Regions from separate parts of the Homo sapiens genome. Here all the other regions are linked to region 3. The links are chromatin loops, found by intact Hi-C in ENCODE. Cell type or tissue: heart left ventricle. All regions are shown on one strand. Links, peaks and the distances in the headings refer to the core of each region. The heading gives the core; the rest is flanking DNA. Region 1 holds the start of VASH1-AS1 (VASH1 antisense RNA 1). Region 2 overlaps LRRC74A (leucine rich repeat containing 74A). Region 3 overlaps LOC105370577 (a long non-coding RNA gene).

What was found. Peaks named below come from ENCODE experiments on the same cell type or tissue, not always from the same donor. Only the 100,000 strongest peaks of a DNase experiment are listed, where the experiment ranks them.
Region 1: a loop joins it to region 3, with 16 times the contacts of the local background. A loop is called at or near these places in 95 of 110 quality-filtered maps.
Region 2: a loop joins it to region 3, with 3 times the contacts of the local background. A loop is called at or near these places in 19 of 110 quality-filtered maps.

What each region holds. Positions count from the first base shown.
Region 1 is chr14:76,779,395-76,789,295 of GRCh38, reverse strand. It overlaps VASH1 (vasohibin 1), which reads right to left. Exons shown (of 7, transcript NM_014909.5): 7 at 6,281-9,901. ANGEL1 (angel homolog 1) reads left to right here. Exons shown (of 10, transcript NM_015305.4): 10 at 1-3,287. The coding sequence ends at 68. It overlaps VASH1-AS1 (VASH1 antisense RNA 1), which reads left to right and starts at 2,572. Exons shown (of 2, transcript NR_104184.1): 1 at 2,572-3,211; 2 at 6,520-7,563. RefSeq lists an enhancer at 4,425-4,474. In heart left ventricle, for the core only: a CTCF peak has its summit at 4,290 (motif pointing right); DNase peaks (open chromatin) are centred at 4,325 and 6,853; H3K27ac peaks cover 3,320 bases.
Region 2 is chr14:76,862,623-76,872,523 of GRCh38, reverse strand. LRRC74A (leucine rich repeat containing 74A) reads right to left here. Exons shown (of 14, transcript NM_001385106.1): 12 at 6,449-6,556; 13 at 5,086-5,168; 14 at 2,220-2,399. The coding sequence ends at 2,375. Among named protein-coding and RNA genes, the nearest start is that of LRRC74A, 41 kb to the right of the region's middle. In heart left ventricle, for the core only: no CTCF peak of the experiment used is centred there; a DNase peak (open chromatin) is centred at 4,713; H3K27ac peaks cover 2,327 bases.
Region 3 is chr14:76,705,791-76,715,691 of GRCh38, reverse strand. LOC105370577 (a long non-coding RNA gene) reads left to right here. Exons shown (of 2, transcript XR_007064273.1): 2 at 4,877-5,262. Among named protein-coding and RNA genes, the nearest start is that of VASH1, 51 kb to the left of the region's middle. In heart left ventricle, for the core only: a CTCF peak has its summit at 5,370 (motif pointing left); no DNase peak of the experiment used is centred there.

The DNA of each region.
Region 1 (9,901 bases), core at 2,268-7,267, 74 kb before region 3:
ACCCCTTCTGCTCTTCAGACCACCTCTGCCTGCTAGCCAGCTTCGGGATGGAAGTCACCGCCCCATGACAGGGCTCCCAGGGGAAGAGAGCTTCTCTTCCAGAAGAGCTCACTGGATCAGAGACTGTGGAAAAATCCCATGCATCTAGAAACTTAGATCCAAGAAACTTACATCCCCTCCCTTCCCCCTCCTCGTTCCCTTTTTCCCACGGTTAGACTTTCTCCAGGCCTGGCTGCGTTCTCTGCCTGTGGTCCTTGCCCCACCCCAGCCTCTTCCTAATCCTGTGCCACACACTCAGTGGCCCTGGGAGAGGCAGAAGGGGGGCTCCCCCTTCCTTCCATGTATCCAGCGCTCCCCCTTGATTTTTAATTACCAGGGTTATGGGAGTTCTTGATTTCATTGGTTATTTGCTTTCAGGCCGTTTCTTGATGTACCTTCTGACCTGACCTTTTCCCTGCCTTCAGGACTTCTGGGCCCAGCCCTCTTGCCAGGCATGCATATGTGAGATATGCATATCATGTATGTGTCCTCTTGGGGTGAGACTTCTGCACAGCCATGCCTGCCTCTGACCAGTCCACTTTTCATGTTGGGGCTGTAGGCCTGGGGCAGGTTCAGAGTCTACCCAAGTACCTATGTATGAGCAGGCAGCAGCAGGGCATGGCCCCATCTCTCCTTTTAGCCTCTGTGTTTCATTAGGCATTCATCCTGCCAACCAGGGCAGGCCCGGCGTCTGGGCTCTGGGAACAAATGGGGCCCACATCCTGGAGTGGCAAATTTTGGGGGATGCGCTACCTGTCCCAGCTGGCCCTGTGCCTCCAACCCAGAGCTCCCCACAGACCTGGTGTAATTTCACAAGGGCCATCCCTTTCCCCAGGCTTCCCTGAGGGAGGCGGAAGTTTGAACCCTTATGTGGGGTTCATTGGGCTAGGGTAGTGGTATGAGGTTTAAAACTATTTAAGGATTAGGAGGAGAAAGAGTCTTCAGGAAACTCTTGTTTCACTGGACTCTGCAGCCTGCAGAACTGGGGCAAGGGTAGGAGTTCCAGTAGGGGAAGGAGCAGGTAGACTCTTCAGCTGCCTCAGCTGGGACTGAAGACCTAAGCTGATTCTCTTTCCTCTCCACTCCTAAGAAGCAATTTTCTGTTCCTCTCCTTCCACCACTTTTTACTTTCTGCTATCTCCCATCTCCCGCTTCCCTTCCATTTCCTTTCTAGAAAACCCTGGTATTTAGCTCAGGCCAAACTGCCTCAGCAGAAAGGTGGCCTTGGACAAAACTGGTCCAAGAATTTGAAGTGGCAGTACTTGCGGATTGGCTCTGTCCAGCAAGGCCTCAGCTGCTTGTTGCGTCTGCTTTCCCTCCCCTAACAGAAGGGTACCCTGGCTTATTCAGGGGACTCCTTAGTCCACACTGTGTCACCTGCATGCCTTAATCTTTCATTGCTGGGGTGTGGCCTTGGGAGATCCTGGGCCAGCCCCTCCACACATCTCCCTAAGTCAGAGTGGCTGCTGGCCCTGGTAGATTTGACTTGCTCTTGCCTCACTCGACCTCCAAAGTGGGACTGAAGACAGTGGTCAAGAGACTTGAGTTCGGGACAGTAAGCCAGGGGTTAAGGTTCTTTCCTTTTTTTGAAAGCCAAAGACCCAGTTTGCATTGTGCTGCTGCATTCATGGTTAGAAGCTTTCCATGCCTAGGTTCTAGGGAATTTATTTTTCTATGTGTATATATTTTCAAACTTTGTTTCCTGGGTACTGGGCATGTGCCTGTCTGAGCCCCAGGTCTGTCTACACCCCACCATTCATTCTGTCTGTCTGTTCCCTGGACACTGCCTAAAAGGGTCTCAAGACAGTGCCCTGTGGGTTCCTAGGACTAGGGCCCATCACTGTTCTCTTCTGCTGGGAAATGCAGCTTTAAAATGGCTAACCACAGCAGAGGGCAGATGCTTGATAGATTATCTTTTCCTTGCTTTCTTGTTTCTGTTTTGAAAGTGAAATGGGGTTTTAAATTGTTATTTAAACTCTTTTTCCAAATAAAGGTTTACCTTTTTTCCCCCCAATGTTGTTCATTTTATTAGGATCCTGAAGGGATTAGGTCCTTGAGAGAGGGCCTGAAGAATGAGGTGGGCAGAGGAAGAGACTAAGGAGCTTTTGATCTTGGGGTGGGGTCTCAAGACATGAATCTAGATTGAGAAATGTGTTGTAAGATCTCCCTCTATTAGCTGAGGTAAATTCCCACTGCTGTGAGGCCTGGGAGGAACAGGGCTTGAGTGAAGCCTCCTGCCTTGACACTGCTGGGGTACAGCTTTCTTCTGTCCTTCCCAAGTGAGAGAATGATTCTTTGGACTGCTTTTCATTCTTCCTCCATCTGCTCCCCCCATGCCTCCTCCTAGTATCTTCTGCACTTCAGGAGGGTCTGTGCAAAGTGGGATAAGATGTGTGTTTTCCTGATTAAAGCTATGGCAGCTGCATGAGACATGATGCGGGTGGCACATGCCTCTTGCTGAGCATCTATTTCTGATCTCTTTTGCATTCTGGAGCCAGGGCTGAGCAGTGGGCCATCTGTCGCTGGAAAAATGTCTCTTCCTTCCTAGGCCTACCTCTGTTGGTGCTTTTGTCTTCCAACCTCCCTATGTAGTAAGACCAGCCAAGCCCACATGCCCACTGGGAGCCCTGAAACCAGATCTGGTTTTCTGTCTTACCTGAACAGGTTCCCAGAACCCACACCAGGCCTCTGAATCAGTCTCTGAGAATCTGATTGATTTAAAGCCACTTGGTTGCTTCCATTGCACTACCTGGGTTGCGATCCCCTCAATTGATTTAGTAAAAAGAAAACTTAGCGGCCGGGTGCGGTGGCTCACACCTGTAATCCCAGCACTTTGGGAGGCTGAGGCGGGTGGATCACCTGAGGTCGAGAGTTCCAGACCAGCCTGACCAACATGAAGAAATCCCGTCTCTACTAAAAATACAAAATTAGCCGGGCGTGATGGCGCATGCCTGTAATCCCAGCTACTTGGAGGCTGAGGCAGGAGAATTGCTTGAACCTGGGAAGCGGAGGTTGTGGTGAGCCGAGATCATGCCATTGCACTCCAGCCTGGACAACAAGAGTGAAACTCCATCTCAAAAAAAAAAAAAGAAAAGAAAAGAAAAGAAAGAAAACTCAGCTAGGAATTAGAAACATCATTTGTCCTCTTGGCCTGTTCAGCTGGTGACTGTAGGTAAGTTACTTAACCTCTCTGTATTTCAGTTCACATTCCTTGGTGAAATAGAAATTAAAGTTAATAATCACTTCTACTTGTGAAGAATTTTCAGATCTGAAATTGCTTTGTTTGGGCTTTGGCAAGAAAAAGGTGCTAAGAATTCCAGAGAATTATTGGTAGGAGTTGGGAGTAGATCGTTACCCCAGCCAGGCTGGACAGTTGGGCCCATTGGCTAGGAAGTATTTGAAAGCCCTAAGCTTTGAGGTATATCCCCAAGAACCTCTTCCTGGCAGGGAGGGTTCCTCCTAGTTGCCTCAGTCAGTTAGCATCTCCACAGCACTTCTGTTAAGTTTGCACAGTACTTCCACGTCAGCTAGCAAAGACAGTGGCACTGTGTGGTGGCAGTTTAGGTGGTGTTCAGATTCTACCTTTACACCTGAGGAAACAGAAATCCCAGAGATAGAATTTGAGAATCTCCTTTGGTTTATTTCTTACCACCCCAAGTTTCTCACAAGCCTTTCCAGGATCAGGCAAGACAGGTTATCTTGGAAGGCAGAGGCTGGTGGTGGGGGCCTGGGGCTGGGGGAGCTCAGAGGCAGCTTTTAACTGGAGACCAAGAAGGGAAATGGCCAGTCAGGAGGCTGCTGCTTTTTTTGTTTTGTTTTTCTCTCCAGTTCCTGCCCTGTTGTAGCTACTAACTAGAGGAATGTTCTGGTTGTTTTGTTTTTCCTTTTTAAAATTGACATGTGATAGTTGTACATATTTTGGGGCTGCATATGGTATTTTGATACATGCGTACAAAGTGTAATGACCAGTCAGGATATTTAAGGACATTTATCACCTCAAGCATTTATCTTTTCCTTGTGCTGGGAACATTCCAATTCTTCTAGCTATTTTGAAATATACAATAAATTGTTAACTATAGTCTCCCTACTGTACTATCAAATACTAGAACTTAGTCCTCACCATATTTTTGTACCATCCACCTGCTCTTCATTCTCCTCCCCTGCTTTTCCCAGCTTCTGGTAACCCCATTCCGCCCTCTATTGGAGGGTTGTGTTTTGATTGGCTGCGAAATGCACAGTGTGGCTTCTCTTCTCCCAGGAGTGGGAGGGGCCACCTCTAGGGTCCACCAGGGGGAGCTGCCCTGCAGCCCTGGGCTCCCATCACTCTGGTCCATCCCCTCTCCTCTCCCTCCTGAGCAAATGTGCTAGACAAGACTGTTCCAGGTATGGGCCAGCCAGATGGCAGCATGGTGGTGAGGGTGCAGATCTGCTGGAAGCAAGAGAATGTGGACTTCATGGGTTGTGGAGGGAACTCTGCACTTCTGTCCCATCCCCAGTCAGCTCCTATGACCCTAAGGCCTGAAGCCTCAGCTCGCTGTGGAGAGAACAGAGCCTACACTTAAAATTCTTGGAGGTTTTGTGCTTCCAACAACCAAGTCCTTTCAGGCTCAGGGTTGGAAAAAGTTTGTATATCTGTGTGCACATTGTCATTTGGACGGGGCTCAGAGAGGTGACCTGCCAGCTGACCTGACGTGGCCTCTCCTCATCTTCTGCCAGGCCTCAACAGCTGGTCCCCTCACCTTGCTGGCAGACACTAAGGGTTACAGGCAGCCTGCTTCTGGGCCATTCTGCTTGGTTCTTGGTATGACTGCTTCCTGTCACTACCTCCACGGTAGTGGTCCAAATGCCAGCTCCTGGTAAATGGGGCAGCAGAGCTTCAACCCCTTCATCGTCAGGCCTCTGAGAAGGGCCACCTGCACCCAAAGGTCTAACCCAGTTAGTCAGGTGCCTAAATTAGGCAGGTGCGTGCTGTGAGCCTGAGGAATGGGACAGCAGGAAATGAGGTAACCCCTTCCACCCCCAAGCAGGTCGGGTTCTGATCCTCCAGGAGTCTGCAATGACATTTCCTTCTGCTTTCTAAGAAAATGGCCAGTGTCCACAAAGAGCCTACCTGACTCATTACGTAGATTCTCACCCCAGCACTTACTTACCCAGCCCCTCATTTGTACAAGAGCAGGCCAGGGGCCCCACTGTGTATGAACCTGTCTTGTTGAAGCCTGAGGCCCTTTACTTGGTATCATATCAGCTGGACTTAAATATGAAAATTACAACACTGCGTCTATGAAAGGGTGTGCAATGCAAGGTATTCATAAATTCTGGTTACTTTGAAGTGCTTTTTTTGGGTAATGCTTTAGCTGGATTTAAAGGAGCCTGTAACAAAACTGCCTCCGTTTACTGGTGTACAGTCCCAGATGTCTATGGATTCCTGCGGGTCACCTCTCCTTTTCCTGCTGCCATGCCTCCTCCTCCCCTGGTCACTACCACACCACTGAAAATGAGGGGGTCTTGGCGGTGCGAAGCTACACTTCTAGCCACGATCTTGTGGGGACTGGCTGGGATGAAAAGTAAGAAATACACTGTTTCCTCTCTCACAGGTCTGGGTTTTACCCTTAAGCTGAATGAAAGGAGAGCTGAGACAAGGGCAGGAAGGGTTATGGGTGAAATATGCTGTGAAATCCAAAAGATATTTTCTGTGCAAGTCTGGTTTCAACTGTTTGGGCTTGTCTGAAAGTGTGGGAAGAGGTCCAGAGCTGGAGGGACAACAGAGAGGAAGAGTGGGGGGTGACGGATGGGACCCGAAGTGTTTTCCACCCCATGGGTTCTGGATGTCAAGTGATGAGAAGGTTGCTACGGTTTCCTGAGCTACACTCATCTCCCAGGAGAACATGCCCCATTTCTCCTTTGCTCCTGATGGACTGCTGTGGACTGAGACTGGAAGAGCAGGGTCCTGGAATACATCCTGGGTGCTAACTTGAGCCTCTGGAGGCCAGGCCCACTGTGTGAAGAGGGGGAAAGCACTGCTCACAGATCAGGGTTAACAAGGCCTGAGGGGCTTCAGCAGGCTGAGGAAGTCTGGAACCCCAGAAGTTTCATCATGACTGCAGGCGCTGGGAGGTTTCCTGTTCCCTGGCTTCAGGCTCACCTCAGGTCAGGCTCTTCCCAGAGCCAATGGGGCTAATGCCGCTGGGCTGGGGGAGGGCTCGGGCCCCAGCTCCAAAGGAAAGGAGACAAGGCTTACGTGTTGTGGTTTCTGCCCAGCCTACACAGCAGGAGCTGGGGAGACTTTATTCGTTTCGGGGAAAGTGACAACAGGAATGAGATGAAGTGTGAAAGTGAAAGGAAGGGGCAATACTGAGATGAGAACAGCCTGAACAAAGTCTAGTACAACACTGCAGCCATCCAGAGCTTGAGGGAGCGGGGAGGTCCATCACCACCAGGCCCTGTGGGCCAAGCACACCCATGTTTCTTCTCTCTTGTCAGATTTGATGAAAAGGAAACTTGGGACTCCGGAGGACCAAGATGGAGCGAGACGGTCAATACTGATGGACTTGCAGCTAGCACCATGGCAGCCCTGCCTGGTCTAAGGAAGCTGGCAGGAGGCGATGGTACCTGGCGGGGGCAGACTGCCCACCTCCCCACTCCTTCAGAGGACTGTTTCCTGCCCTTCACACCATCATCATGTTGGGCCCTGCATGTATGTTCCTGCACTTGGAGCGAGCCCAGGGACACAGGGCAGACACTGGGCTCACAGATGTTGCTGCAGCTGAGCCAGAAAACATTCCAGGCAGGAAAAGCAGGTGCACACATTCACACAGGCCTCTGGTCACTCGACCAGCCAGAATGAGACGGACTCCTTGACCTGGGAAGTCAAGTCCCAGTGGGAAGGGCTGGAAATCACACGTGGTCAACTTCTTGGCTCTCTCTGCTCCCCAAACCCTGGCCCTAGGCTTGCTTTATCATCACATCCCAAGGCCAGAGGGCTGCTGCTGTCCCCATCTTGGCCCTGCTAGAAGAGGGATAGGGGTGGCTGGCATGATGGGTGAGGGGAACATGAGAATATGCAGAGGCCTTGGAGGAAGAGGACTGGCAGTTATGACAGGAAGGCTCTCTATACCTGGCTCCCCAGTGTTCTGCCCCTGGCACTGAGCATGAGGAGCCAGGCTTTGGGGAGACTTTGCAATCACCCCCCCAACCTGGTCCATTTTCCACAGGTAGCTTTCTTGAACTCACCTTGACCCCTCCTCAGCCAGCAGCCCCCACCTCCAGGGGCAAAGGAGCTGAAAGACAGTCCTGAACTGGGGGGAGCTGGGATCACATCAGCCAGGCCCTGTCCCTCACAGGAAGTGAGATGAGGTGATACCATGGATGGTGACTAAGGCCCCAAAGTCCCTGCCTCTCTGCCTCCCCAGAAACCTCACAGCCAGGCCAGCCCCCAGAGCAGAGCCTGTGTAAACATGCCCAGGAGGGGAGGAGGGGTTGCTACATATGAGAAACAGTTAAAAATAAATTTAAAAAGCACCACTATGTCCTGTGCTGGTCTCCACAGCCCCGAAGTCTCAGCTCAGGAAGGGTGAGTGCTGGGGGATTATCAGCTGGGGCTCGGCTCCCTCCCTTGCAGACAGCAAGCAGGTAAGGGCTTCATTTTGCTGTTTTCTCCATGGAGGGCTCTGGGAAAGGATCCTGCAAGTTGGAACCTCCTAAGACTCCAGAACCAGGAGCGGCTCCCTCTCATATCTACTCCCCTCAAACCCTGTCATTCCCGGGAAGCTCCCAGAGGCAGCTGAGGCCACGCCCCTGCTCCTGAGCGGCAGCATCCAGACCCGGAAAGGACCTAGTTTCAGCCTGGCACCTCCCAAGGTGAGCCATCTCTTCTTAGGCATAGTAGGAACATGGAGACCACACTACCCCCACTCCCTGAAAGCTGGGATGGGATGGTGAGTCAAGGGTCACCATGCCCCTATTAGTCTGGCTGGAGTTAGGTTAGGCATCCTCCCAGGGCTCATTGACCCCAGGGGGAACTTGGGGAGGCAAGGGACTGACCAGCTGGCCTCCCAGGGTGCCTCTGGCCAGGCCATGCTGGATCTGGCTCTGGGTCAAGCGCTGCTGGTTTGAAGAGCTGCCAGCCTGTGGCGCCTTCCCTGACAGGCACTCTCATCAGCAAAGGCATCCCTGGTTCTGCCTTCCCTTCCTCTTTGCTTCAAAGGCACCATCCGTCTCCCTGGCAGGCCAAGAGCTACACTGTCTGTACTCCATGCGCCACCCCCGCTGGTGACCCAGCAACTGCAAAGGGCCTCTGGTTTGTCCCGCTCTGGGAGGAGACTCAGTGGCTTTTCCTCCTCCTCAGCTGCAAGGATCCTACCCCAGCCCAGCCCAGCTCTGAGAAACAGGACTTTGCTACAGCCCGCCTCAAAGCATCTTGGTGGACTTCTCCCCAGCACGAGCTCTCTCTACTTCAGGGATTGCAAACTGGCATCCTCTTTTGCCAGTATTGGGTTTTTAAGTTTTTTTTAAGTGATCACCAGCATTTAAAAATCCTATTTCACATAAAAAGTCAGAATTCTGGCCTCTGACAAAGCAGACAATCTGGCAACACAGGGCCGGCACTGTAAGAACAGCTGAGCAGCTGTGGCCCCTTTAACAGGGTGTGCCCTCTTCAGGTAGCCATAGTCCCCACACAGCCCTTCAGGCCTCCTTCTCACCGTTTGCTCGTCATTTGAGCTTACAACCCTAGTTCTGCTCTTCCTTGTGTAGCCCCCCAGCCCTTCTGCAGCCTTACTGACAGCTGTCCCTGGCAGACTTACAGCCTCTCAGTAAAACAAAACCTTAATGGTCATCTCATCCGTTTACCCTTCCACAATCTGAATCCTTTCTACCTTTCTACCGCCTCCTGACAAACAGCCATCTCGTCTCTGCTGTAGGTAACCCATTACTCCTCAAGCAGCCTGATCCTGAACTCTCCCCCACATCCCTTTCTCACTTGCATCCCCCAGTTCCCAGCTGTCCCTCAGTGGCTGCACTGCACCCTTTACCTGCACCTCCTTGTTGCTTGAGCCTCCAGAACCTACCCCTGGCTCTGCCAACCTCTCCGCATCCTCTCACTTTCCCACTGGGTATCTCATGCTGACGGGCAGGCTGGGGACAACCCCAGGTGCCTAGGTTCTTCCCTGCCAGGGCCCTGATGCCCTGCCACAAGTGACTGGCCCAGCCATCATTGCAACCCCAAGCCAAGATGGGCTGTTAAAGAATGGAAGGCAGGCCTGGGGCAGAAGCATCCTAGTCTGGTCTTGATTTCCCCAGCAAGGGCTCCTGGCACTGCTGGCGGAGAGACCCAGGCCCAAGCATCCCGCCCCATCACCCCATGTCCAGCCACAGCTCCTGGACTGGCACCCAGGGTTTGCTCAACTCCCACAGCCATGCTGGCCTCAGTGCCATTCTGGGTCCTCCGCCAAGCCCAGACCCTCCGCAGGGAGCCTGTGGGCTAGAGCAACAGGCAGAGCTGGGACTGAGCAAGTAGACGCAGTTAGGGCCTGGGAACTTTTTGCCCAGAGGTCCTTCCCTGGGCTCGCTCTCATATCACCCCTCCTCTGCCCACACAGCACTGCCCATGGGGGCCTCAAGGGCCTGAAGGCTCTCCTGAGCCACGAGCTCATGCTCTTGGGGCAGATGTGGCCTGTGCCAAGCTCCTGGTTAATGGGCTACACAGACCTTTCTCAGAAGGACTCCTACCCTGCTTCCCTTTCCCTGGGTCAAGATTCTGCCAGGGCAGGCAGAACTGGAGAAACATCTCCACCCCACCCCCACCCCCCATCACAGGCCTGGTAAGGCTGGGAGATTTCCCACTGATAAGATGCACCCAACTCCC
Region 2 (9,901 bases), core at 2,502-7,501, 160 kb before region 3:
CACGCCTGTAATCCCAGCACTTTGGGAGGCCAAGGCAGACAGATCACTTGAGGTCAGGAGTTCAAGACCAACCTGACCAACATGGGGAAACCCTGTCTCCACTAAAAATACAAAAAATTAGCTGCTCATGGTGGTGCAAGCCTGTAATCCCAACTACTCGGGAGGATGAGGCATGAGAATTGCTTGAATCTGGAAGGCAGAGATTGTAGTTAGCTGTGTTCACGCCACTGCACTCCAGCCTGGGTGACAGAGTGAGACTCTTTCTCAAAAAAAAAAAAAAAAAAAAAAAAAAAAAAAAAGACATGATCCCAGACGACAAGGACTTCACTTTATTCGGGGAGATAGAGCAGATGTCTACAGAGCACCCGATGTTATGGTAGATGTTTCAGCCCATAGACTCCTTATTGCATTTCGTTTTCTTTTCTTTTCTTTGTTTTTTGTTTTTTTTTTTTTTTTTTGAGATGGAGTTTTGCTCTTGTCACCCAGGCTGGAGTGCGATGGCGTGATCTCAGCTCACTGCAACCTCTGCCTCCCAGGTTCAAGCAATTCTCCTGCCTCAGCCTCTTGAGTAGATGAGATTACAGGCACCTGCCACCATGCCTGGCTAATTTTTGTATTTTTAGTAGAGATGGGGTTTCACCATGTTGGCCAGGCTGGTCTCGAACTCCTGACCTGAGGTGATCAGCCTGCCTTGGCCTCCCAAAGTGCTGGATTTCAGGCATGAGCCACTGCGTCTGGCCTTTGCATTTCTTTATATTCCTTTTATCATCCTCATTTTGACTCTGAGCCCCTAATCCACCCCGTTGATGGAAATTCCATTTCAGGAACATGCTCAGGGTGGTGCCACTGAGGCTCTGTGGTGCCCACTTGTCCCGAGAGGCCCTCTACCTATTGCTCACCAGTCCACACTGATTATTGCTGGGGGTCATTGGTCCCAACCCAGGGGGTCCCTACAGAGCTGCTGCTCTGATGCCCTCATGCTATGTTTGGGGCAGGGGAGCTCTGCCAGGCTGGGAGCCCAGACCAAGAGTCAGCCTCCAGGGCACAGCTCAGCTACTTGTTCTGAGGTCCTGCCGGACTTGAAGACCTCCCTCTCCTCCCGGCAGTGCTGGGGAAGCTCCTCTGAGGGCTGCTGTAACCCACCCTTCTCACTCTTCTCCTCAGTTCTGTTTTCACCAGTGAGCTTAGGCTGGGGGAAATGTGTACTAGGGAGGGATGAGTCTTGCTAGAAACTTCTATCCTGGCCCTAAACCTCATAAAGGCTAAGATTTTAATAAGGAAGAGAAAGGGGGGGAATACGGCACATGAGTGGGGACATAAATTATTTCCAATAATTCCGCTGCATGTGCAGAGGGGTCTTGGTGTTCACCTCCACCCTTGGTGAAGCCAAGTGAAACACAAGAGATAGTGACTTGGTTCCTAGACCCTTCGCTGCTGCGCCAAAGCGTGGGTTACCAAATATCAGCCTTCCCTCGCCCCCTAAACTTTCCCAACTTTCCACCACTTACCCCAAACAATCACCGGTGAATGTGCTCGTTCATTTCACAGGTGTTTATTGAGCATCTACTATGTGCCAAGCACTACATGGGGCTGCAGAGGGGCACAAGAAAGTTCCTGCCTTGCTAATCTACAATGGTGTCTGGTAAGATCAATCAAAACTCCCAAAGGTGCCTGTTCCACCCACTTAATCAGTGAATGCTGTTCTTGGCTATTCCTTTTATTCCTTCGCTAAGCTGTTCCTGTCTCCCCAGTTTCTCAAGGAATTTAAAGGTGAAATGCAGAATGATAGACTCCTAGACCGGACTGGGAAGGCTTTATTTCAGCTGCTCCATTTTCAAGGGGAGCCACTGGGGATCCAAGGTCATGTGGCCAGGATGAGATGCCCACTCTCTTGGTCTCCTGTCCTGGCTCCCTCCTTGTGACCCCACAGCATTTCTTTGCTTTTTAAAGGCCCCTGCCCTCATTCCCTCAGCATCTGTTCCCCCTGTCACTGCCTCCCACCAAGGAAGTCTCCCCTGGACTCAGGTTCTAATCACTGTGACAACTGCCCTCATGCTCTGACCTGCTCCCTGAGGCTCTTTCCCTGCTGCCTAGCAACCCCATCACGTTCCCAATTTGTCTGTGCAGCTCTTAATGAGGCTGCATTGACATGTCCCCTGGTGGTCACTAAAAGCAGAAGGTGGCCCCCTGGTGACGGGCACACCACCAGCAGCCCAAGACACCCAGAACCAAGCCAGACTTTATTTGCTTGTGCCCAGCCCCTGCCACAGCATCTGTCCATCGAGATTTCAGCCACCTCTTGCTCTCCTCCCTGCCACCATCCGACTTGCGAGGACTCCTCTCGCCGAGACTTCTTTCTAGACCAGACTTGTTGCTATGGCTTCATCGTGTTCAAGAAACTGGTACGAAAGGTAAGGGAAAGATGCTGAGCACCCGTACAGCCTCATGGCTGATGGGTGAGAATGTTAAGACAGGCTTAAATCCAAAGGAGACCATTTGTAAACCCATCTCTGGCCTTAGAGGTCATGCTGTTAACCATTATATCTCCCCCACTACACATGTGTGCATGTGTGTGCGTGTGCACACACACACACTTATAAGTATGTGGGAAAGGCATGCACATGTGCACCTAAGATCGTTTGCAAGAGCCCTTTGGGGAGGCAGAGTAAACTATGGAGGGAGATAAAAATGGACCTTCATTTTTTTTCCTTGCTATACTTCTGTGGGTTTAGAATTTTTTTTCTTTTCTTTTTTTTTTTTTTTAGATGGAGTCTTACTCTGTCACCCAGGCTGTAGTGCAATGGTGCGATCTCAGCTCACTGCAACCTCTGCCTTCCAGGTTCAAGCAATTCTCCTGCCTCAGCCTCCCAAGTAGCTGGGATTACAGGCGCCTGCCACCACACCTGGCTAATTTTCACTAAGTTTTGTGTTTTTAATAGAGGTGGGGGTTTCACCATCTTGGCCAGGCTGGTCTTGAACTCCTGACCTCGTGCTCCACCAGCCTCGGCCTCCCAAAGTGCTGGGATTACAGGCGTGAGCACCGCGCCCAGCCGGGTTTAGAATTTTTACAATGAGATATTATTTGTAACATAAAACAAAAATGAAAAGGATCATGCAACAATAAAAATTAAAACTCTGCTCTTCAATCACAGCTGATAAAGCGGCAGTGTGTGATCTGAAGGGCAATTTGAAGTGGCCCCAAGGGCTCCTGCTCAGGCGCTGAGACTCAGGGACCCAGACCCCAGTTCTGTCTCTCGATGGCCATGTGACCTTGCCTGCAAACCTGGGGACTTTGCTGGACGTGGAACCTGGTCTGGAGCCTCTGAGATGGGCACTTGCCATCAGCTTCCCCAGGAACAAGAGGTGCCACTTTAGGTACGGGGCAGGTGAGGAGGCACGGGGCAGGTGAGGAGGCACGGGGCAGGTGAGGAGGCACGGGGCAGGTGAGGAGGCACAGGGACAGGCCGCTGAGCAGCACAGGAGTGGGAGGCCCGGTGGTAGCAGGGCGGGCCTGAGCCACCTTTGGCGCCCTCTTGCTGGATGCCAGTGTCCCTACCGAGTGACGCCCCCTGTGCCAGCCGCTGTGTGCATTTCCCCCACTCACTCCTTGCAGCCCCCTCCCAGGTGCCGCGGTTATCTCCTCATTTTAAAGGGAGAGGAGATCCGCGCACAGCCGCAGCCTTGTTCCGCAGAGCAGGGCTTGCAGCTGGGTCTGGCTGCCTTTCTTGTCTGCATCGCGGTTTCTCCACGTGGACGACGCTGAGTGGAGCGAAGGAAAGAGGTACTGGGAGAAGGCTCGTGGGGCAGGGCCGGATGGGAGGCCTTGCTCCACAGAAGCTCTTAAGAACACAGGCCAGCCACAGGGCCACCAAGACAGATGGGAGCTCAGCTGCAGACCCAGGCTTGGCAGGGGCAACTGTGTCCTTCGTCTGGGCTGGGAGGTCTAACGCAGTGAGAGACAGAACAGGTGTGGACCCCTCAGGCCTGGAGTCTCGGCCAGAGTTGCCCTTCCCAGCTGCGAGAATTTGGCTGCTTTTCTTTTCTTTTTTATTTTTGAGACAGGGTCTCACTTTGTCGTCCAGGCTGAAGTGCAGTGATGCAATCTCGGCTGGCTGTAGCCTCTGCCTCCTGAGCTCAAGTAATCACCCCACTTCAGCCTCCCAAGTAGCTGGGACTTCAAGCATGCACTGCCATGTTCAGCTAATGTGTTTTTTTGGTTTTTAGTAGAGACGGGGGTCTTGCTATCTTGCCCAGGCTTGTCTCGACCTCCTGGGCTCAAGTGATCCTCCTGTTTCAGCCTCCCAAAGTGCTGGGATTATAGGCATGGGCTACTGCACCCGGTGAACTTGGCTTCTTTGCTGCACTTCTCTAGAGCTCTGTTTCATCACTTGCTAAGTGGGGTGATGGCAGCATTGCCATGGGGCACCGTGAGGCTGCAGAGCGTGCCTATTGGGCAAGTGGAGAGGACAGGCATGTGGCGGGGACTTATTATGGGTTGCTTACTGGCATCACCGTCATCATGGACCGGTCCTCTCTCTTCAAGGAGTTCAGTCTAAGATACAGCATCCCTCACTTGCCAAGCCATGGCAGAGTAGCGGGACCTGTAGTCCCTAACACACCGTTAGCATTTGGTGCTTGTGTGCCTCCGCCCTCTGTCTAGGTCTCCGTCTTGCCAGACTCGGCTGAAACATTGCCGCCTCCCGCCTGAGCGACACTTCCTCTTTGGGCTGCAAGGGCGCCTGGTACACACCCCTACGGCTCCTCTCACCTCACCAGGGCATAAAGATCTGCTCCCTTGCCTGCCCTCCTCCTGGGCTGTGAGTGTGGGCTCCGGCTCCTCCCGCTGGCATCCCCAGCATCCGGCCCAGCAGCCAGCAGCGCCTGATTGGGCTCAAGTTTCGCTGAACAAGTGAATTGGGGATGAGAAGGGGGGTAGACAGTGGGGCCCAGACTTGGCATGCAGGGAACAGGCAGGTGGGTGAAGCCTCAAGTAATAAAGTGTAGACAGGAAAGCTGGAGGAGCTCACATCAGCCCAGCCAGGGCCCCTTGCAGAGAACGGGGATCGTCGCGGGGCCTGGGCTGACCTGAAGTTCACCATGCCTGTCTTCTCATCGAGCTTCTTTATCACCTCCCTGACCTGGTACTGGTTCAGGGGGACCTTGTTTTGCTGAGGAGGTGGATGGAACATGTGCAGTTAATAGAACTCTGTTCACCCCTCCCTAGGCACACCCCCCCAAACACACTACCCCCCCAACACACACACCCCACCCCCCCAACACACACCCCCACACACACTACCACACACACACACACCCCACCCCCCAACACACACACTCCCCCACACACACTACCACACACCCCACCCCCAACACACACACCCCCCCACACTACCACACACACACCCCATCCCCCCAACACACACCCCCCACACACACACACCCCACCCCCCAACACACCCACACACCCCACACACTACCACATGCACACACACACCCCACCCCCAACACACACCCCCCCACACTACCACACACACACCCCACCCCCCCAACACACACACACACACACACACACACCCCACACACCTACCACCCCCCCCAACACACACACCCCACACAATGCCTCACTCTTGGGACCATGGAGGGCATCTGATTGAGAGCTCAGGGGAAACTGATTCCACAGCATGGAGGGGCTGGAAAAAGCTCCCTGCCCATGGGTCATTGTCCAGACTCCAAAGGGCCTCCCCTTTTTGGGGGCAATAAGGCAGGAGGAGATCAGAGTCAGGTGGAGCGAGTGACCGGGGGAGGGAACAGGACTCTCCTTTGCATCCTGTGAAGTTCATTCTCACTTCCTGCTGCTGAGTCCTGGCCAGCCTCTTCACCCCCGGCCTGGGCACCGGGCACCGACTGCCTTATCCGTCCCTGCCTGGGCCCCGGGAACTTCTCCTCTGGAGTCCTATTCCTGCAGGGCCCAAGTCTCTCCTGGGACGCTCTGATGATAGACCCCTTCAAGTATGCATTACAGGGGGCTTTCAGTACCTTTATTACATGGGGAGCGAGAGGAATGTGAGATTTCAGGAAAATGATTCCTAAGGTGGAAATGTTGGGACTTTGGGATGTGGTCTCCTCTCTCACTCCCTTTGTTATCTGCCCAGTAGTGAAATGCAATGGGGAGAAAAACCTCAAGATAGAACATGTGTCTCTGAGTGGCATCTCGGGTCACTGGTGGCATCAAGCCACAGCACAGGAATGACTTCAGCAGGGGTTGAGGGAGGTCTTAGGTTCCCCTCTGGGTCTAGATAAATGAGGGGAGTGTCCCATAGCCTGTCCCAGGAAGCTCTAGGAAGTGCTCACAAGCTCTTTTGCTCCTTCTCCTCCTCTCCCCTCTCTCTGACACACAAACTCACACTCACACTCACACACAGCCTGTTGCCACTAGGACCCAGCACACCTCTATCATCACTTTCTGGAACTCATCCACAGACATCTTCATTGTCCCAGTGGGGTTCAAGCTCTTGAAGAAGTCCACGATCGTGATTTTGTGTTGGTCTGCATAGCTCTGAGAGAAGCAGGAGAGACCAGGAGCAAACACTTGGTCTTGTAACAACGATCGCAGGTCCCCCTTCCCTCCCACAAAAGAGCGGCCCATGCTTCCAGGCCTAACAAGGCTAAAAAGGGCAGAAGGCCAAGGTGAGGAGCCTGCGTCTCCCGGGTGTTGGGTGTCCCCTAAGACCAAGAGCCGAGTGCAGACCCACCAGGCATGGCAAAGGTGCATGCCGGGATGATTCCTGTGTGCTCGCCATGCTTCTAGGAGCCCCTTGGCACTGCACAGACGCTCCCTCCATTCCAAAGTTGGAAGGACTGAAGTCAAGGCTGTTCAGGCACCGCAGTGCCACGAGGATGGGACAGTGATCATTATCTACAAACGCAATCTGTTAACACTGGTATAGATGGTGTGCTGTGGATGGCGCGCGGATGTTCAGAGATCAAAAGGTTAAATCACAGCTGTATAATGTGACAGTTTGGCTCTACGAATTCCTAGGATTCTCACAGTTTCACCTCAATGCTCATATGGAAACATACTTTGTTAGAATATTTTTAAAAGGATATTTCATTTTTTTCATTTAAAAAATATAGTCATCCCTTGATATGTGCAAGGGATTGGTTCCAGGACCCCCTCAGATACCAAAATCCACCAATATGAAAAGGCAGGCCCTCCATATCCGTGGGTTTCTCATTCCTCAAATACTGTATTTTGGATCCACATTTGCATATGCAGAACCCACAGGTACGAAGGGCTGACTGTATTTATTGAAAAAAATCCAAATACATAAAAGTGGATGAAATGGCACAGTTCAAACCTGTGTTGTTCAAGGATCAAGTGTATTATTACTCACGTTGCAAGGCAATTTTAGATTAGCAGGAGAAAATTTTAAAAATCACCCATAAATCCAATACCACCACACAGAGGTAACATCTTGGTGTGGACCCTTTTATCTTTTTAACTATCTATCTGACATCAATCTGTCTAACTTCTATCTATCTGTATAACATTTATCTATCTAATCTCTCATCTTTCTACTAAACCTATTGTTTTACAGAACCCACTGTTCACATATGAACACCTTTTCAATGTCATTATAATATTCTTTTCCTCTCTTTTTTTTTATTTTGAAACAGAGTCTCGCTCTGTCGCCTAGGCTAGAGTTCAGTGGCTCGATCTCGGCTCACTGCAACCTCTGCCTCCCAGGTTCAAGCAATTCTCCTGCCTCAGCCTCCCGGGTAGCTGGGATTACAGGCATGCGCCATCATGCACAGCCTATTTTTGTATTTTTAGTAGAGATGGGGTTTCACCATGTTGGTCAGGCTGGTCTTGAACTTCTGACCTCAAGTGATCCTTCCACCCCAGCCTCCCAAAGTGCTGGGATTACAGGCATGAGCTACTGCATCCGGCCTTACAATATTACAATATTCTTTTTGGTCCTTTTTAAGTATTTTTTTTTCTCTTCCCCGCACCCGGCCTTACGATATTACAGTATTCTTTTGGGTCCTTTTTAAGTACTTTTTTTCTCTTCTCCCCCGCCACCCCCCTTCCCCCCGCCACCCCCCCCCCCCCTTCCTCTCACTCTCAGAAACTCCCAGACAGCGTCCTACTGTATCGATAGCTATTTCTGGCAACGTCCTTCTCACGAAGCATTTCCTCAGGGTTCAGCCCTGGGGCCCTTGCTCTTTGTTCCCCACACTTCCCTTTCTGGAGTGCACGGCCTCCCACCCTTCCGGAGTGCCTCCCAAAGCTACATTTCCAGTTCTCCATCCTCCACAGCTGCTGGACACCCCACCGGCACTTCAATCAACACATCCAAAGTGCACCTCGTGCTCTGAAGCAGCACACTGCTGCTGAGCGCTATGGCAGATGCCATGGGTGAGCCCTCGGCACCCACTGCTGTTTCTTCACAGCAGGCTTCTCATCCATGCAGAGCCTGGAAAGCTGAAAGCGACATTCCCCAAGTCCCCTTGCAGCTGGGGGTCAGAATGGATGGCCTTTGCCAAGCACCTGCCTGAGATGTAAGTGTGAGGCTTGTGTCTGATTTGAGAGAGGCAGGTGGTGGGCAGCGGCTGTGGTTGCTTCATGACTGAGCGGGGCATTCCGCAATCATGCAGCTTCTTGATTATAGCAGAAGCAGCAACTCTTGGCAACTCAGTTGGGGTGCTTTGAGAGCCATTTCTGGAATCTAACAAGAGTCTGTTTGTTCAGCCCTCCTGACATTTCTTTGATCTCTCTCCTGTAATAAACCCCCGTGTGCTTAGCCTAGTTGGAGTAAATTCTGTGGCCAGCAACTAAGAACCTTGCCCAGCTACTTTGGTAGGTGCTACTACTAAGACCCCACACAGCCCTGCCCTGGAGGAGTTCACAGGTTGCAATGCAAGGGTGAAGCCAAGGGCTTCGGGAACACGAAGGGCGTTCGCTCTTGACCAGGGAATCCAAGAAGGGTTTCCCCAGGAAGTGACATTGTGTAGAGACCTGAGAACGGGTAGGAATGAGCGAGACCCAGAGGGCAAGAAGAAAAGTGTTCCAGGTGGAAGGACCTGCCCTGACCGTACACAGGCCTGCAGTGAAGGGAGAGCTGATGCAAAGAGGATCCGGAAGCAATCCAGTGGGGCTAGAACGTGGAGAGACAGTAAGGGCCAGGTGGCAGGCACTTTCCCCATCTGCACTTCCCTGCCTCTGGCAATCTTTCCTTCAGTCCCTTGGCCTTGAAATCTTGGGTTATCTTTGGGTTTCTTTTATCATCACAGGCCTTCCTATCCCAACACACACACACACACACACACACACACACTCACATGCATGCAATACACACCCCCACATATCCAACCATTCGCCAAGTCCTAGAGATGTTTCCATAATGATAGCTCTTACATCTGCCCTTCAATTCCATTGTTATTCTCAGCCAAGCCATCATTCCACATCTAGAGTGCTACAATAGTGTGCTTGTTTGGTTTCCTACTCTTTTTTCTTACCCTCTTCAATTCACTCCCCATTGCCAGAACTCCTCAATCCTGCTGGATTCGCATCACATCCACTGCCCAGCAGCTCTCACCGGCCCCCTGTTCCCGATGGAATCAAACTCGAACTCAGAGCCTAAAATCTGAGGGCTGCCACTTGCAGCCCAGCCTCCCTTGCCAGCTTTGCCTCTTGGGCTCCTCTATGAACCTGGAGTCATGTGTTAGTGTCCCCTGAACATGCTGTGTGCGGTTCCACCTCAGCACCTTTGCTGGCAGGAGCCTCTCGCCGGAACACCCTCCCACTCTCTGTGGCTCACCTCAATCTTTGACATTCTTCAAGGCCCTTACCCACTCCCATCTCTTCCAAGAAGTCATCCTTTTCTGGTTGCCGAATCCT
Region 3 (9,901 bases), core at 2,394-7,393:
GAGTTGTTTTTCTAACGTCCAGGTCTGAACTCACAGTTCTACAATCCTTGTTTTCACCGGCTCAAGGAAGCTCCTTGATGAATTACATGAGTTCAGCTTACTAATGGGCTTACTTCACCAGAGTCAGAGTGATCTGTCCTTGGCATTTCATAACCCACTTCAGTTTCCTATCTCTTGGCCACCGTATTGTCAAAAACCTCATATTCCTGTGGCCATGACCAGTTCCAAAAGAAGCTTTGTCTCCACAGACAGATCGTGGTTCCATCTGGGCCTACCACCAAAAGCCTTGTGATTCCAGATGGAAAAATCCCCACACCCCCCCCCGTTTCCAAAGCAGCCCCCCATCTCGATTGTTTTATCTACAGTCAGCAGCACGAATCCTCCACAATCAGAGTCTCTCCGGGGGTGGAAAGAGTGGCTAATGGGGGATACAGCTCATCTTCAAACCCTGTGCCATGTGAATGGAAAAAAAAAATGCACACATCTGGCTGGGTTAGATAAAGAGGAGGGCTGGGGCAAAGAAGCCGGGAGTGGTGGTGGGGGCTTCCCTCTATCAAAGAAAACATTAAGAAAAAGGCTGCTTTTATTGCAGAGGAAAATTAAAACTTTACATTGTGACTGGAGCTGTTCAACCATCTACATTTGGCTGGGCACGATGGCTCACGCCTGTAATCCCAGCACTTTGGGAGGTCGAGGCGGACGGATCACCTGAGGTCAGGAGTTTGAGACCAACCTGGCCAACATGGTGCAACCCCATCTCTACTAAAAGTCCAAAAATTAGCTGGTCATGGTGGCAGGCGCCTGTAATCCCAGCTACTCAGGAGGCTGAGGCAGGAGAATCGCTTGAACCCGGGAAGTGGAGGTTGCAGTAGCCAAGATCGTGCCATTGCACTCCAGCCTGGGCAACAAGAGCGAGACTGTCTCAAAAAAAAAAAAAAAAAAATCTACATTTTTGTTGTTGTTGTTTTCAAAAGATATCCTTGAGGAACCCCAAGTATTTGGCTGGAATCCTTTGGTGACAGCCAGTTTCCTTCCAGGAGGTTGGAACAGAGCTGCATGTGTGTACATGTGTTTGGGGGGATACAAGGAATTGAGTGGTTTTCTTTCAATCATAGCCTCACCCTCCTGCCATTTGAGGAAGACGGAGGGAGAAGGACAGGATGGGAGGAGATAATTTCTGAAAAAAATTTTTTTTTTTTTTTGAGTTTCACTCTTGTTGCCCAGGCTGGAGTGCAATGGCGTGATCTTGGCTCACTGGAACCTCTGCCTCCCGGGTTCAAGCGATTCTCCTGCCTCAGCCTCCCAAGTAGCTGGAATTACAGGTGTGCACCACCACGCCTGGCTAATTTTTGTATTATTAGTAGAGACGGAGTTTCACCATGTTGGCCAGGCTGGTCTTGAACTTCTGACCTCAGGTGATCCACCCACCTCAGCCTCCCAAAGTGCTGGGATTACAGGCGTGAGCCACCATGCCTGGCCTGATGATTTCTGAATTTGAGGAATGAAATTTCAGCTGCCAAAGAGCACCTGGAGATGTGTTTCCTCCTCCCACACCCTCTTTCTCTCCCCACAGCCCCTACTTACCCCAGTCCCCAGAACCGCCTCCCCTGGAGGCATCTGGGACATCATTCTCACTACTCATTTCCTCCTTCCTCAGCTACAGGGGAGGCCAGCTTTCTGGTCTTCTGTTGCCCATATTGGACTTTATTTGGTGCTCCAAAGGGAGGTAGAAATTGCAAAGGACTCCCCTGCCCTTGCATATTCTGTAGATTCCCATCGCATGCTTCAAATAAGCCGTGTCCATTCTTCCCCCAGAGCCTTGCCTCTGTACCACCCCAGCTTCCCCCACTTCCTTTTTGCTGAGAACTTTCTCTGTATTCATGAAAGTTCTCCCTAATAGCCTGAATAAAATAATCTCCTTAATTATCCGGGGCATTTCTTTCACCCTGTACTGCCCACACCAGGAGTCTGAAATAGAACCATAAGCACCTTCAGCGTTAAGACAGGGAATTACCTTAAGTGGTTTCAGGAAAGATGTGAGCAGGAGCTACTTAATGGGGTGAAGGTGAGGCTGCCTTGAAGATGAACCCTCCTTTTGGGCAGTGTTTCACTTCAAAACCTCAGAAGCGGTGACCCTAAGGAGATTTTTATTAACACACCTACGAAGCAAACATAAACCCCCCTCTGTGTGCGTGTGTGCACGGATGTGTGCTGGGGGGCAGTGCAGGAGAGGAGGGGGTGCTGGAGAATCTCCAGGTGAAGGGGGATGCAGTTTTGTTCCCATTACAAAGACCCCTTGTCAGCCCGCTGGCCAGGCTGAAAGCGCCGGCCACTTCCCATTCAATGCCAGCTCTCCTAAGTGGGCCGGGTGGCTGTGGCCTCGGTTAGGGCGGTTGTATATTTGCACAGATCTGCCATTTGTCATGTTCCCAGAGGTCTTCAGGACAATGACTTTTGTGGGGGTATGCTGGAGGAAGGTAGCTTTTCAAAATTGGGAACCTTTTCGGCTTGCTAAACGGAAAAGGACAATGGCCTCTTTGTCCCTAGTGTAAGACAGCTGTGGGGAGCCCTAGGAACCCACCAATGGTAACTTTAAAATGCTGCCTTAAAGGTATTGAACAAGTCTGGGTGTGATGGCTCATGCCTGTAATCCCAGCACTTTGGGAGCCCGAGGCGGGAGGATCACTTTAGCCCAGGAGTTCAAGATCAGCCTGGGCAACATGGTGAGACCCCATCTCTACAAAAAATATAAAAAGTAGCCAGGTGTGGTGGTGCACACCGTAATCCCAGCTACTCAGGAGGCTGAGGTGGGAGGATCACTTGAGACTAGGAGGTTGAAGCTGCAGTGAGCTGGTGATTGCACCAGTGTACTCCAGCCTGGGTGACAGAGAGACACCCTGTCTCAAAAAAAAAAAAAAAAAGAGAAAATAAAATTAAAAAAAAAAGATAACAAAATAATAATAGCCACTAGTTTAAAGAAAAACACTACCCATAATTGTGACATTGAAATACAGTATAGTAACTGATTAATGTTTCCATTTTTATATATTAGGTTCCAATCTCACATTTTACAATTGGGGTAGTGCCAATTTATGTCTTTTCACTTAACATTATGCCATATAATCATTTTCTTTTCTTTTCTTTTCTTTTTTTTTTGAGGCAGAGTTTCGCTTTCGTTGCCCAGGCTGGAGTGCAATGGCTTGATCTCGGCTCACCGCAACCTGCACCACCACGCCTGGCTACTTTTTATATTTTTTGTAGAGATGGGGTCTCACCATGTTGCCCAGGCTGATCTTGAACTCCTGGGCTAAAGTGATCCTCCCGCCTCGGGCTCCCAAAGTGCTGGGATTACAGGCATGAGCCATCACACCCGGACTTGTTCAATACCTTTAAGGCAGCATTTTAAATTTACCATTGGTGGGTTCCTAGGGCTCCCCCCAGCTCTCTTACACTAGGGACAAAGAGGCCATTGTCCTTTTCTGTTCAGCCTCCTGGGTTCAAGTGATTCTCTTGCCTCAGCCTCCCGAGTAGCTGGGATTACAAGCATGGGCCACCACGCCCGGCTAATTTTTTTGTATTTTTAGTGGAGATGGGGTTTCTCCACGTTGGTCAGGCTGGTCTCGAATTCCCGACCTCAAGTGATTCACCCACCTTGGCCTCCCAAAGTGCTGAGATTACAAGCATGAGCCACCGTGCCCGGCCCCTAATCATTTTCTTATAATACTATAATATCTAATTCTATTGGGTCAATGGAGCATATTTATTATGGTTGAACCTTTCCTCTGGTGTTAGACATTGTCTTTTAGTCTCTTTTTTCTTTGCTATTGTAGATAATGCTGAAATTAACATCTTTGGATATACAATTCTCTGCTTCTGAAGAATGAAAAGATAAATAACAGAGCTAAGAAAGGGACTGATGAAACTTACAACAGCAGGTCTCAAATTTTTGGTCTCAGGACCCCTTTATGCTCTTAAAAATGATTGACAGCCTCCAAGAGCTTTTGTTCATGTGAGACATTTTTATATTTGCCTTGCTATATTAGAAATTATAGCTGGGAAAATTCAAATATTTATTAATACATGTAACAATAACTGTAAAAATCCATTGCATGTTAACATAAATTACACATTTTTACCAACAATAGCTATATTTTCTAAAACAAAGACATTTGCAGAGTGGTGTTGTTTTATATTTTTGCAAATCTTTTAAATGTTTGGTCTACAGATTCTCATATCTCCTTCATTCCATCTCTTGTGATTTTTTTTTTTTTGAGATGGAGTCTTGCTTTGTCACCCAGGCTAGAGTGCGATGGCGCAATCTCGGCTCACTGCAACCTCTGCCCCCCGGATTCAAGCGATTCTCCTGCCTCAGCCTCCTGAGTAGCTGGGATTACAGGCGCCTGCCACCAAGCCCAGCTACTTTTTGTATTTTTAGTAGAGACAAGGTTTCACTGTATTGGTCAGGCTAGTCTCGAACTCCTGATCTCAGGTGATCCTCCCACCTCAGCCTCCCAAACTGCTGGGATTACAGGTGTGAGCCACCACGCCTCGCTGACATGTTGTTTTAACTGAAGTCTATGAAAAAAACCTGTCCTTGAATAGATACATAATCGGAGAAGGGAGAGGGTACGCTTAGGGGTCCGACCACACTTTGAGAACCCATGTCCTGCAACATTCCTCGTGCTCTACAGGACACTTCTCTTGTATTACTTTTTGCACTTACAGATTTAGATGATAGAGTGAATCCAACGTCCCCTTTTTTTGAAATCAAGGTCCCAAGAAGCAAGTCCCTTGGCTAAAGTCACCCAGCTGGTTGTAGGGACTCCACTTTACTTCCTTACAACCAACTCGGATGTCTCATTTGTCCTTTTACCAGGCTTTGGTAAGGCTGTGAGAGCACAGAGCTGAATTAGGGATCTTGGACTTCAAGTTACTGACTAGCCCCAGCACTCGCCAAGCTCACAAAGAAGACAGAAACGAGGTAAACATCCAACCATGTTTATGGAAGAGTTCATCTCTCTGTCAGCATTACGTACATGCAGAAAGGTGTAAAAAATCATAACAGCGCTGTTTGCATTTTTCAGAAACGGAACACACCTATATTATGTCTCTTTTTAAGGAGGTTTTTGGGTGGCTTTTGTTTAGAGGCAGAGTAGAATAATAGAAAAACAACCTGGGGTTTACCTTTAGGACTCTCTCTCTCTCTCTTCTGTAAATGTAAGGTTCGGCAAAAAAATTCATTAAACTTTTGTCCACCTTTAACATTCTATGAGTTTTAATGTGTTTGGAAGCTTTGGAAGATTGGATTGCTAGAGTACTGGTCAGGATCATTTCTGTATTTAATAAAATTGGGAGAGCTAGCGAATAAAGCAGGAAGCCTGCCATCTAGTGGCAAATGTGTACATTGCTCTTTTGCTTGGACTCGGGCTGAGTTTTCAGAACCAGAGTCCTTTTCTTCTGGCCCCCACCTTCCTTAATTACAGGGGTTTTAATTGCGCCACAGTTAGACAATACTTAATTGTCTTAGCTACATTGTAATGAGTGAAGGGAATACACTTGTGATTTGGCTGAACGCAGGAGAGAGAGGCCCCTTGCATTCATAGTTAATTGCTTCAAAACTCTGCCTGCGGCTTTGCCATGCCCTCATTCGCACTTTGGGCTAAAATTATAAGGATCCATTAGATACTGTCTCTGCCTCCAGACTTCAGGCTGCAGGGAGGGGGACGCCAGCTGGAGTTTTTTTCTGACAGCTTATTTATTTATTTTTCAGATGGAGTCTCACTCTGTCGCACAGGCTGGAGTGCGACCCTGCAACCTCCGCTCACTGCAACCTCCACCTCCCGGGTTCAAGCGATTCTCCTGCCTCAGCCTCCCGAGTAGCTGGGACTACAGGCGTGCGCCATCACGCCCAGCTAATTTTTGTATTTTTAGTAGAGATGGGGTTTCGCGATGTTGGCCAGGCTGGTCTTGAGCTCCTGACCTCAGGTGATCTGCCCACCTCGGCCTCCCAAAGTGCAGGGATTACAGGCGTGAGCCACCGCACCAAGGGGGATTGGTGGAGCTCTCCCTGCAGCCCACTGATTCTTGGGTGTTTACTGGTGAGATGGGCAGAGGCTCTGGACATGGAGTGGGGCAGGGAGGGGAAGCAGCATCGTGGGCTGGGCTTCGATGGAAGAAGTGGCAGGGTGGCCGGGCACAGTGGCTCACGCCTGTAATCCCAGCGCTTTGGGAGGCCAAGGTGGGCAGATCACCTGAGGTCAGGAGTTCGAGACCAGCCTGGCCAACATGGTGAAACCTTGTCTCTACTAAAAATACAAAAACTAGCCAGACATGGTGGCATGCGCCTGTAGTCCCAGCTACTTGGGAGGCTGTGGCAGGAAAATTGCTTGAACCCAGGAGATGGAGGTTGCAGTGAGTTGAGATCGTGCCACTGCACTCCAGTCTGGGCGACAGAGCAAGACTCCATCTCAAAAAAAAAAAAAAAAAAGAAGAAAAAAAGCAGTGGCAGGGTGGTCTGGAGGCACCGCTGGAGGCGAGTGTGTACGGCGACAGGGGAACCAATGTGGCATTCTGAGGGCTCTTCAAAGTCGCATCCCTTTCATGGTTCCCCACCCAGAGCCTCGTGGTGGTGAATCAGGGAGAGAGAAAAATATCAATAGACAGTCTAGTCCTGGCTGGCAAAGTGTACGGGAAACTGCACAACATGACAGAGGCTTTGGCAGGGGACGCATAAGAGTGGTAGCACCCAGCCTTGAGCCAAGTGGTAGCACCCAACCTTGAGCCCAGGAACCAGTGTACAATGTTATGTGCCCAGGCAAAACTCCTTCTTGAAAAACAAGAATAAAAGGCACCTACAGCTTAGGGGAATAAAATAGAAATTGGTGGATTATAAAATATAAAAGGCTGATAATTACTGGTTTGTTAACTGATTATTAATTTAAAATAATTGGCTGGGCACTGTGGTTCATGCCTGTAATCCTAGCACTTTCGGAGGCCAAAGTGGGTAGATCACCTGAGGCCAGGAGTTCATGACCAGCTTGGCCAACTTGGTGAAACCCCGTCTGTACTAAAAATACAAAAAAATTAGCCAGGCGTGGTGGCATGTGCCTGTAATCCCAGCTACTCAGGAGGCTGAGGCAGGAGAATCACTTGAACCCAGGAGGCAGAGCGCTTGTGAGCCAAGATCGCACCACTGCACTCCAGCCTGGGCAACAGAGCGAGACTTGGTCTCAAATAAAATAGAATAAAAAGTAATTATCGAACATTTCCCAGAGGCCAGGCCCTGTGCTGGGTGCTGGGGCTAAAGGTGGTAGGAACACAGTCCCTACCCTGGTGGAATTTACAGTCTAGCGATGAAGACATTGAACAAGTAATTATACAGCCGTGCATTGCATAGCAATGTTTTGGTCAACCACAGCCTGCAGATACAACAGTGGTCTCATAAGATTGCAGTGGAGCTGAATTACATAGCCTAGTGAGGTCATAGCTGTGGCAACGTCATAGCTCAATGCATTACTCACAGGTTTGCGGTCATGCTGATGTAAACTAACCTACTGCGCTGCCAGGCTTATAAACGTCTAGCACATACAATTACATACAGTGCATAATATACTTAATAACAAATGACTATATGACTCCTTTGTGTATTTACTATACTATACTTTTCATTGTCATTTTAGAATGTATTTCTTCTACTTACAAAATAAAAAAGTTAACTGTAAAATGGCCTTAGGCAGGTCCTTCAGGAGGTATTCCAGAAGTCACTGTTATCATAGGAGGACAGCTCCATGTGTGTTATTGCCCCTGAAGACAGTGGGACAAGATGTGGAGGTAGAAGACAGTGATACTGGTGATCCTGACCCTAACGTGTGTAATGTGTGTGTTCGTGTCTTCATTCTAAGAAAACGTTTTGTACAGATGTACAGTGTGTTTGAGTTTAAGCTAAGTGTTATTTCAAGAGTCAAAAAGTTAAAAAAATAAAAAAAGTTTATATGGTAAAAAAAGTTACAGTAAGCTGGGTTGATTATTTTGAGATAGAGTTTCGCTCTTTTGCCCAGGCTGAAGTGAAGTGGTGTGATCTCGGCTCACTGCAACCTCCGCCCCCGGGTTCAAGTGATTCTCCTGCCTCAGCCTCCCAGGTAGCTGGGATTATAGGCATCTGCCACCATGCCTGGCTAATTTTTGTATTTTTAGTAGAGATGGGGTTTCACCATGTTGGCCAGGCTGGTCTCGAACTCCTGACCTCAGGTGATCCCCCCGCTTCAGCCTCCCAAAGTGCTAGGATTACAGGCGTGAGCCACCGCGCCTGGCAGAGGTTAATTTATTATTGAAGAAAGAAAAATGTTTCTAAAAACAGATTTAGTGTAGCCTAAGTGTACGGTGCTTATGAAGTTTTCAGGAGTCATGTCTTAGGCCTTCGCATTCACCCACCACTCACTCACAGACTCACCCAGAGCAACTTCCAGGCCCGCAAGCTCCCTTTGAGAGGTGACAACGGTACTAGCAGCCCTCACTCGCTCTCGGTGCCTCCTCAGCCTCGGGGCGCTTGAGGAGCCCGTCACTCACCGTTGCACTGTGGGAGCCCCTCTTTGGGCTTGGCTGAGGCCGGAGCCGGCACCCTTTGCTTGCCAGGAGGTGTGGAGGGAGAGGCGTGGGGGGGGGAACCGGGGCTGCATGCGGCGCTGGCGGGCCAGCCCGAGTTCCGGGTAGGCGTGGGCTTGGAGGGCCCTGCACTGGGAGCGGCCGGCTGGTGCCGCCTGCGCGGGGCAGTGAGGGGCTTAGCACCAGGGCTAGCAGCTGCGGAGGGTGCGCTGCGTTCCCCAGCAGTGCCGGCTTGCCGGCACCGCGCTCAAATTCTCACTGGGCCTCAGCTGATTCACTAGGTGAAACCAGCTGGGCTCCTGAGTCTAGTGGGGACTTGAAGAATCTTTATGTCTAGCTAAGGGATTGTAAATACACAAATTAGCACTCTGTATCTAGCTCAAGGTTTGTAAACACACCAATCAGCACCTTGTGTCTAGCTCAGGGTTTATGAATGCACCAATCAGGCGCTGTGTCTAGCTAATCTTGGGACTTGGAGAATCTTTATGTCTAGCTAAGGGATTGTGAATGCACCAATCAGCACTCAGTATCTAGCTCAGGGTTTGTAAATACACCAATGGACACTCTGTATCTAGCTAATCTATTGGAGACGTGGAGAACTTTTCTGTCTAGCTCAGGGATGGTAAACCCACCAATCAGCACCCTGTCAAAATGGACCAATCAGCTGTCTGTAAAACAGACTAATCAGCTCTCTGTAAAATGGACCAATCAGCAGGATGTGGGTGGGCCAGATAAGAGAATAAAAGCAGGCTGCCTGAGGCAGCAGTGGCAACTGGCTCTGCTCGCTTTTCATTCTGTGGGAGCTTTGTTCTTTTGCTTTTTGCAATAAATCTTGCTACTGCTTAGTTTTTGGGTTCACACTGCATTTGTGAGCTATAACACTCACCGTAAAGGTCTGCAGCTTCTCTCCTGAAGCCAGGGAGACCACTAACCCACCAGCAGGAAAGAACAACTCCGGACCCGCCGCCTTAAGAGCTGTTAACACTCACCGCGAAGGTCTGCAGCTTCACTCCTGAGCCAACGAGACCATGATCCCACCAGAAGAAAGAAACTCTGAACACATCTGAACATCAGAAGGAACAAACTCCGGACACGCCGCCTGTAAGAACTCTTAACACTCACCGCGAGGGTCCGCGGCTTCATTCTTGAAGTCAGTGAGACCAAGAACCCACCAATTCCGGACATACCTTCATAGTAAGTGCCCTATACAGATGAACCATTTTTTCTCTTTTATACTGTTTTTATTGTACTTGTCCTATGTTTAGATATGTTTAGATACACAAATGCCTACAGTATTCAG